Regions from separate parts of the Homo sapiens genome. Here region 1 is linked to region 2. The links are chromatin loops, found by intact Hi-C in ENCODE. Cell type or tissue: HCT116. All regions are shown on one strand. Links, peaks and the distances in the headings refer to the core of each region. The heading gives the core; the rest is flanking DNA.

The links. Peaks named below come from ENCODE experiments on the same cell type or tissue, not always from the same donor. Only the 100,000 strongest peaks of a DNase experiment are listed, where the experiment ranks them.
Region 1: a loop joins it to region 2, with 2.8 times the contacts of the local background. A loop is called at or near these places in 2 of 110 quality-filtered maps.

Annotation. Positions count from the first base shown.
Region 1 is chr5:64,822,624-64,826,739 of GRCh38, forward strand. All of the region lies in intron 10 of CWC27 (CWC27 spliceosome associated cyclophilin), which reads left to right. Among named protein-coding and RNA genes, the nearest start is that of CWC27, 56 kb to the left of the region's middle. In HCT116, for the core only: no CTCF peak of the experiment used is centred there; no DNase peak of the experiment used is centred there.
Region 2 is chr5:65,313,056-65,317,171 of GRCh38, forward strand. The region is part of intron 9 of ADAMTS6 (ADAM metallopeptidase with thrombospondin type 1 motif 6); the gene reads right to left. Among named protein-coding and RNA genes, the nearest start is that of ADAMTS6, 170 kb to the right of the region's middle. In HCT116, for the core only: no CTCF peak of the experiment used is centred there; no DNase peak of the experiment used is centred there.

The DNA of each region.
Region 1 (4,116 bases), core at 894-3,393, 490 kb before region 2:
ATAATGATTTACCTTCCTGTATAATAAACTGTAAATACAACTCATTTTGCTTTATTTGTGTGTTATTTCAAGTGTACAGATAAACATATTAATAGATTAATTTTTTTAAAACTAGAGTAAATCAATTTGAAGGATTCAAGGCTGGATTAATATTGAATTTCTGCATTTTTGGAAAAGAGTAATATGAGTAGGAAGGTTTGTTAAGATTACTATTTTAGATTATTATTTTACTTTTTACAATTTGAAAATGAATATCAAATCACTACAGTAAATGAGGTAATGGTTTAGTGAGAAGAATGAATTTACATAGCACGATTAAAACAAATTTTATTTCTAGCACTAGGCTAGAATTTATTTGAATAACAAATGTTACTCAAATTTAATGACAACTGTGATCTATGAATATTTAGGTTCTGATGCCAGCATTGTTTGCTAGAAATGAGATCTGAGTAAACCAATTTTTCTGAATCTCCTGCTTCCTCATCAGTAAAATGCAATCAATACCTGCCCTTCCTATTTCAGTGGTGTTTTGATAAGGTCAAATGAAATGTGTACATGAGACCACTTTTAAAACGTAATGCCATTGATGGCCTGTGATTATAAAGTTGAAAGTACCATTGATACCACACAGTCCAGTTCTGTCATTTAACAACCATAGAGCAGCTCACTGTCTGATACTCTCTTCCAACCATGGCGTATTTCAAAGTAAAATTAAAAATTAATTTGTCAGGTAATTGACAATAGTTATTAAGCCTATATGGCAACCAGAGTATTATCTTTTAAGCGACTGTATTTAAAGGGTGTAGTTCCAATGAAGTAGAATTGATGAAGCCAGTCTATAGGGATAGGGAAACAAGACAAGCCTACCTACAAAATTAGTAGCTATTATCCTTCATAAGCATCCTGGTTTTCCCACCTCCTACATCCCTCTGTTGGATACAGAGAATGACTTGGCATCAGATGCAATTACTGCCTAACTCATGCTCTGTAAAACATGAGCACATGAAATTAAGAAAGTAATACATTAAAAAGTACCAAATAGTATAAACAGACTGAGCACTCTAAATACATAGGGAATCTCTGTAAAATGTTAAGTCAAGTGAAGTTAAATAGAATTTTCCTGAAGGTGCGTTTTAAGGCAGGTTTATGCTGCCAACCAGCCGGAACTCAAACTGGAGTAAGTAGGATATAAGAGTAATTTTGCTAGTGAAAGGAATGGTCTCTTTTAAGATAATATTTGCTAATTGTATTTTATAAAAATTGTTAATTATTTTTATTTCTTTTGTTTAATTTTGAATGTTTATAAAAAATGAAAGCATTATATTTGAGAACATCCTGTTTATAATAAAAACTTTATGACAACCTCATAGAACAAAAATAACGTGTCTACCAATGTGATTATAGATATGTTCACTGAAGGAAACAAATTTAAAAGATAAAGTTCTAACTTTATCTAGCTAGTGAATGCAAGTGTTTTATTTTAGAAACATAAATGTCCTTGCTGAAAACCCAATGACATTTATTGCTTAGGAAAACATCTTGCTTTATTTTTTCCATCTATGTGTTTTTTAAATATAGCACTTATAGAAACACTTCAAATCTTACTAAAGAAAACAAACATAAAATGTCACTCTTTAAAAGAAAGCATTGGTAATAAAGTCTTCCTCTTTTAATATTATTATTTTACTAGAGTATTTACAATATTAGAACTTTGTTATGCCAAGAGTTTTAAGATATAGCTTAAGAGTTTTAAGATATTGTTTTAGAAGATTTTTTTCTGTATGTTATTCATTTATGAATGGAATATTTTTATGGACTAACATTACTTGATTTTCTGCATTCAGCAAGATGGTGAATGATTAGTAAGTGGACTACTAAAGATGGTTGTGCATATTGTGACCTGAAAAGGGAAGCTTAGTTATGGAATGTGAGTATGGGCTGAAATCTAGCTGGGGCTCTACTCACCAAGCCTTCTGCACTGGTGTGAGGGTATGTCAGTCCTAAGGGTACCTTCTTCTAATCCTTCAGTCTAGAAAAGTTTTGTGGGTTTTTTTTTTTTTTCCTCTAGAAGGCACCCCCCAGGGGAAGTGTTCCTTTCTTTTCTCTTTTTTTTTTTTTTTTTTTTTTGAGATGGAGTCTCACTCCGTCGCCCAGGCTGGAGTGCAGTGGTGCGACCTCGGCTCACTGCAACCTCCGCCTCCCAGGTTCAAGAGATTCTCCTGCCTCAGCCTCCCTAGTAGCTGGGACTACAGGCACGTACCACCATGCCTAGCTAATTTTTTCTATTTTTAGTAGAGGCGGGGTTTTACCCGATTAGCCAGGATGGTCTCGATCTCCTGACCTCATGATCCACCCGCCTCGGCCTCCCAAAGTGCTAGGATTACAGACATGAGCCACCGCACCCGGCCAGTAAGTGTTCTTTTCTAATTCACAGAAAGGTGCCTCTCAAGGTAGCCTGTGGATACATTTAAGAAGTAAAAGAAAATGAGCAAGTAGGTATAATGGCATGTTTTCCCAAAAGCTACAGCACAGTAAATCAGGTGTGTCAAATTTTTAGTAACATATAAGGCAACTTGGAGACCGTATGTTGCAATGGAAAGAGCTGTGGGAGGGAGTTTGGAAACCATGCTTATAGTTTTGCATGTCTCTTCCCCAACTATTTGACACTGGGTGTTCTTTTCTTAAAAATGAAAGAATTGAACTACCTGCTACCTTTAAGGGTGCATCTAGGTCTCAACTTCTGTGAAAGTTATATCTGGAACGTGGTAAGCAGGGAGAGGTTGGAACTAACAATTTACCAAATTGGCAAGTTTCCTATGTTATTAAAAGTCCTTGAGATATATGTTTACATGATCTGTATTAGTATGGCTTGAAATCATGTAGTTCTCCAACTTCCTTTTTTCTACTTATTTAATTTGCTCCTTCTGCTCTTCCCCTTTTTCTTCTTGTCTGTTTTGGGGTTTTGTTTTTTAGCTTTTAAAGATGGAAGTTTAGATGATTGATTCTGAACCCCTCTTCTTTTCTGATATATGCATTTAAAACTTGAAATTTCCCTCTCAGCACTGCTTTGTCTGCATCTCACCAATTTTGATATGTTGTTAGGATGGTTGGTTTTGTAAGTCAGCTTGGTGGGGCGATGGACTCCAGTTATTCCATCAAAAACTAATCTAGGTGTTGGTATGAAGTTATTTTGTAGTTGTGATTAACGTCTACAATCAGTGACTTAGGTAAAGCAGATTATCACAGATAATCTGGGGACCTGGTTCAATCATTTGAAAGTCCAAAGAGCAGAGCTCAGACTTCCCTGAAAAAGAATAAATTTCGTCTGTGAATAGTAGCTTCAGTTCATGCCCAAAAGTTCCAGCACGCCCTTCCTGATGGCTTGCTTGCTCTACAGGTTTCAGATCTGCCTAGGCAGCTCCCACAATTGTATAAGCTAATTCTTTGTAATAAATCTATCTATCTATCTATCTATCTATCTATCTATCTATCCATCCATCAATTATCTATTTATCTGTCTTCTACTGGTTCTGTTTCTCTGGTTGAACCTGGACTGACAAAATTGTGTTCTCATTTTCATTCAGCTCAAAATGTTTCTTAATTTCCCTTGTGACTTTTTCTTTGACCTGTGGGTTATTTAGAAGTATGCTGTTTAATTTCTAAATATTTGGGAATTTCTCAAATATTTTTTTGTTACTGATGTCTACATTAATTTCATTGTGGTCAGAGGACATATTCTGTATGATTTCAGTTATTTGACATTTATTGAGACTTGTTTTTTGTCCCATCATATAGTGAATCTTGGTGTATGTTCCATGTACACTTGAAAAGAATGTGTATTCTGCTGTGGTTGTTTGGAATGTCCTCTAAATGCCCCCAATATTTTTGATGGCACTTTAGACTTGCATGTTAATGTTTAGATTATACCTAGAAACTTGCAAATTTCCTTGATCAATCAGTTTTTTTGACAGGATTGCATTCTTGAGAAACTAAATGACAAGTAGTAAGTTCTGACTTTATAGTTCACTAATTATTTTGGTTAATAAGTTAGTAGTAATTTTTAACTTTGGTGTTTTTTTGTTTTTTTTTTTTGCTAATATCACAATGTAATACAAC
Region 2 (4,116 bases), core at 730-3,229:
AGAAAAATCTCTCATCAAAGTTCCCAAGTTTGAGAGTGACAAAATCTATTTCAGTAGTTTTATTATTTCTGCAACACACACACACACACACACACACACACACACACACACACACACACACACAGAGTTTATTCTGAAATTCCAGATACTTAATGCAGTAACCAGCAGACTGGACTTACCTATTTTTTGGCATTAGTCCATACTATGGCAAAAGCCTAATTATTGAAATAATTTAATTGTTAGACTTTATTTTAATAACTTTTCTAAAGAATGTCTTTACGTTATTGTTTTAGCTATGTTTTAGCTACTATGTGAATATGTCCACATTATGTGAATGTCTACAGATGAAAATTTACATATATTGTATATATAATATGTATGTGTGTATATGTATGTGCATTTATTTATGTGTGTGAATTCATAGATAGCATAATTGTGGCATCTTACTGGCCCTGACCAAAATTTAGTATTTATGAAAAGACAATATGGAGTACTACTTTAATAATAATAGCAATATGTTCTAATCTGAAAAATCTAAAAATTTTAAAGTGATTAAAACTTATAACGTAAATGTGGAGACATAAGAAAATAATATTATTAAGCATGATTTTACAAGTTTGGATAAAAAACTATGGCACTATATAGCTTTGAAACTTAATCAACTGACAGAGTAAAATGCTTCAGTCATGCTACATTAACTGAAAATGTTTCCATACCAGAAAAAACTGAGTCCATTTGGTTCTTCCAAATAGTATAAAGACTTAAAGGAGCCACAAGTTTCATTTTAGAGTTACACTTTACAACGCAAACATGCATCATTCATTAGCAATTATTGACAGAATACCTACTACCACACATTAAACGACTGTTTACCTCAGTTCCCATTACCCAATACATCATGTCTAGCTTTCAGTTAAAAAAAATATATATAAGACATACTGAAACATGGGCAAAAAAGATAAAACAACCATCAGAGCTAGATTAAATATGACACAGATTTTGGAATAAACAGACAGGGAATTTAAAATAACTATGATTAATATGTTAACAGCTTTAAAGGAAAAAGTAAACAACATGCAAGAAGAGATAGATAATTAATGTGTGCAGAGTGATGAAAACTCTTAAGAAAAAAGCTTTTTAATGCTAGATATCTGAAATGATGAATGTCTGAACATGCTAAGGACTGAACATGCGAAGGAAAGAACCAGTGAACTTGATAATAGGGTGAATAGAAACTTCCCAAACTGAAATACAGAGAGAAAAAAGAATCACGCACATACACACATACGCGCACACATCCACACCCACACCCCAGAATACACCATCCAGGAATTTTGAGACAATATCTGAAGGTGTGACTTCCATGTACATGTAATTGACATACTAGAAGGAGAAGAAAAAGAGAAGGGAGCAGAAAAGTATTTGAAGTAATAATGGCTAAGAATTTTTCAACATCAATGACAGATACCCAACTACAGATCCAGGAAGGGAAGTTCAGAAATACCAAATAGGTAAATACCAAAAAATCTGCATGTATGCATATCATATTCAAATTGCAGAAAATAAAAGACACAGAGAAAATCTTGAAAGAATACAGAGAAAAAATACACCTTACTCCTGGAGAAACAAGAATAGAAATTTCAGCTATTTCTATCAGAAACCATGTAAATTCTGTGTCCAGTGAAATTATCTTTCAAAGATTAAAGAGAAATAGAGTTTCTAAGATAAACCTAAACTAAGAGAATTCATTATCGGCAGACCTGCACTGCAAGAAATATTTTTTTAAAGCTCTTCAGGAAAAGGGAAAATGACATCGCTCAGGAACTTAGGTCTATATACAGAAAGGAAGGACATCAAAAAAAGAATATCCCAATCACCCACATTTGATCATACACCTTGTATCCTTGTATCAAAATATCACACATACCCCATAAATGCATACAACTATTATGTATCTATAAAAACTAAAAATTAAAAAACACTAAGGCTAAAATAAATTTTTCTTATTCTTAATTGATATAAAAGATAACTATTTAAAGTAATAATAGTAACAATGTATTAGTTATTACAGTAAGTGGATAAATAAAATGAAGGACAGCAATGTCATAAGGAACAGGAATGAAGAACTGGACATACATTCTTTAAATGAGCCTACATTACACATGAGGCAATTTAGTGCTATTTGAAGGCAGACTTAGATTAGTTAGAAATTTATATATATGTACACATTAAATATATTTTGTATATAAAATTATTATATTACAAACTCAAGAGCAGCAACTAAAATATTTTAAAGGAAGTATAATTGATATGCTAAGAGAAGAGATAAAATGGAATCATAAAATGCTCAGTTAAAACAAGAAAAGGCAGAAAAAGATAAAAAGAAACAAAATACAATAAATAGAAAAGTTACACACATGACAGATATTAATTCAATTGTCTCAATGATCACTTTAAATATGAAAGTTTTAAATATGCCAATTAAAAGCCCAAGATTGTCAGAGTGGCGAAAAATATAAGACCCAACTATATGTTGAATACCATAGAGATCTGCCATAAATATAAAGACTCAGCTAGGTTAAAAGTAAGGGATGGAAAAAGATATACCATGCTAACACTAATCTAAAGAAAACTGGGGTAGCTATATTAATGTGAGACACAGCACGCTTCAGATAAAGGAAAATTCTCATGGATAAGAATGACATTACATAATGCTAAAAGCATCAATTCTCTAAGAAGAAGAAAAAAAATTCTTAGTGTGTATGCACCTAACAACCAAGTGTAAAACAAAAGTGAGTCAAAAACTTATAGAACTGCAAAGAGAAATACACAAATCCACTATTATAGTTAGAAACATTTTTTTTTTCCTTTTTGGAGACGGAGTCTCGCTCTGTCGCCCAGGCTGGAGTGCAGTAGCGCAAGCTCAGCTCACTGCAACCTCTGCCTCCCGGGTTCAGGCAATTCTCTTGCCTCAGCCTCCTGAGTAGCTGGGACTACAGGCACCTGCTGTCACACGCTAATTTTTTTGTATTTTTTAGTAGAGACGGGGTTTCACCATGTTGCCCAGGCTGGTTTCGAACTCCTGAGCTCAGGCAATCCGCCCACCTCGGCTTCCCAAAGTGCTAGGATTATAGGCATGAGCCACCACGCCCAGCCTATAGTTAGAAACTTTTACACCCCTTTTCAGTAATTGATAGATCAATCTTAATAAAAAGTCAGTAAGGATATATAGTTAGTTGACCTGAACAGCACCATCAATTAACTTAATCCAAATGACATTTATAGAATACTCCATCCAAAAACTGCAGGATACACATTCTAAAATGAAATATTTTTAAAATATTCAATTAATTGAAAAAGAAAATGGAACCAAAACAAATGAAAAAAGCTAGAAAACAAACAGCAATATTATCAACTAAAACCTAGTTATATCTGTAATTACATTGTATATATAAGTGAAAGAAATGATACAATTGAAAGATGAGTACTGTCAGACTGGATTTAAAAAATGACTAAACAACTATAAGCTGCTTAAAAGAAATTCACTTTAAATATAAAGATGTATGAAAGTTACAAACAGAAGAATTACAAAAGTTGTAACATGCAAACAATAAAGTGAAAGCTGGGGCCACTATATTAACAAGACAAAGAAGATTTCAGAATAACTAATATTATTAAGGATAAAAATAAACATTTCCTTTTTCCTTTTTATAATGATAAAGAGGTTGATTCATCAAGAAGACATAATAATCATTTTTTTTTTTGAGACGGAGTCTTGCTCTGTTGCCCAGGCTGGAGTGCAATATCGCAATCTTGGCTCACTGCAACCTCTGCCTCCTGGGTTCAAGCCATTCTCCTGTCTCAGCCTCCCAGGTAGCTGAGACTACAAGCGTGCGCCATCAAGCCGGCTAATTTTTGTTATTTTTTAGAAGAGATGGGGTTTCACCATGTTGGCCAGGCTGGTCTCGAACTCCTGACCTCAAGTAATCTACCTGCCTTGGCCTCCCAAAGTTCTGGGATTACAGGTGTGAGCCACTGCGCCTGGCTGACATAAAAATCTTAAATGTGAATGCACTTAATTTAGAAACTTAAAATACTTGAAGCAAAAACTGACGG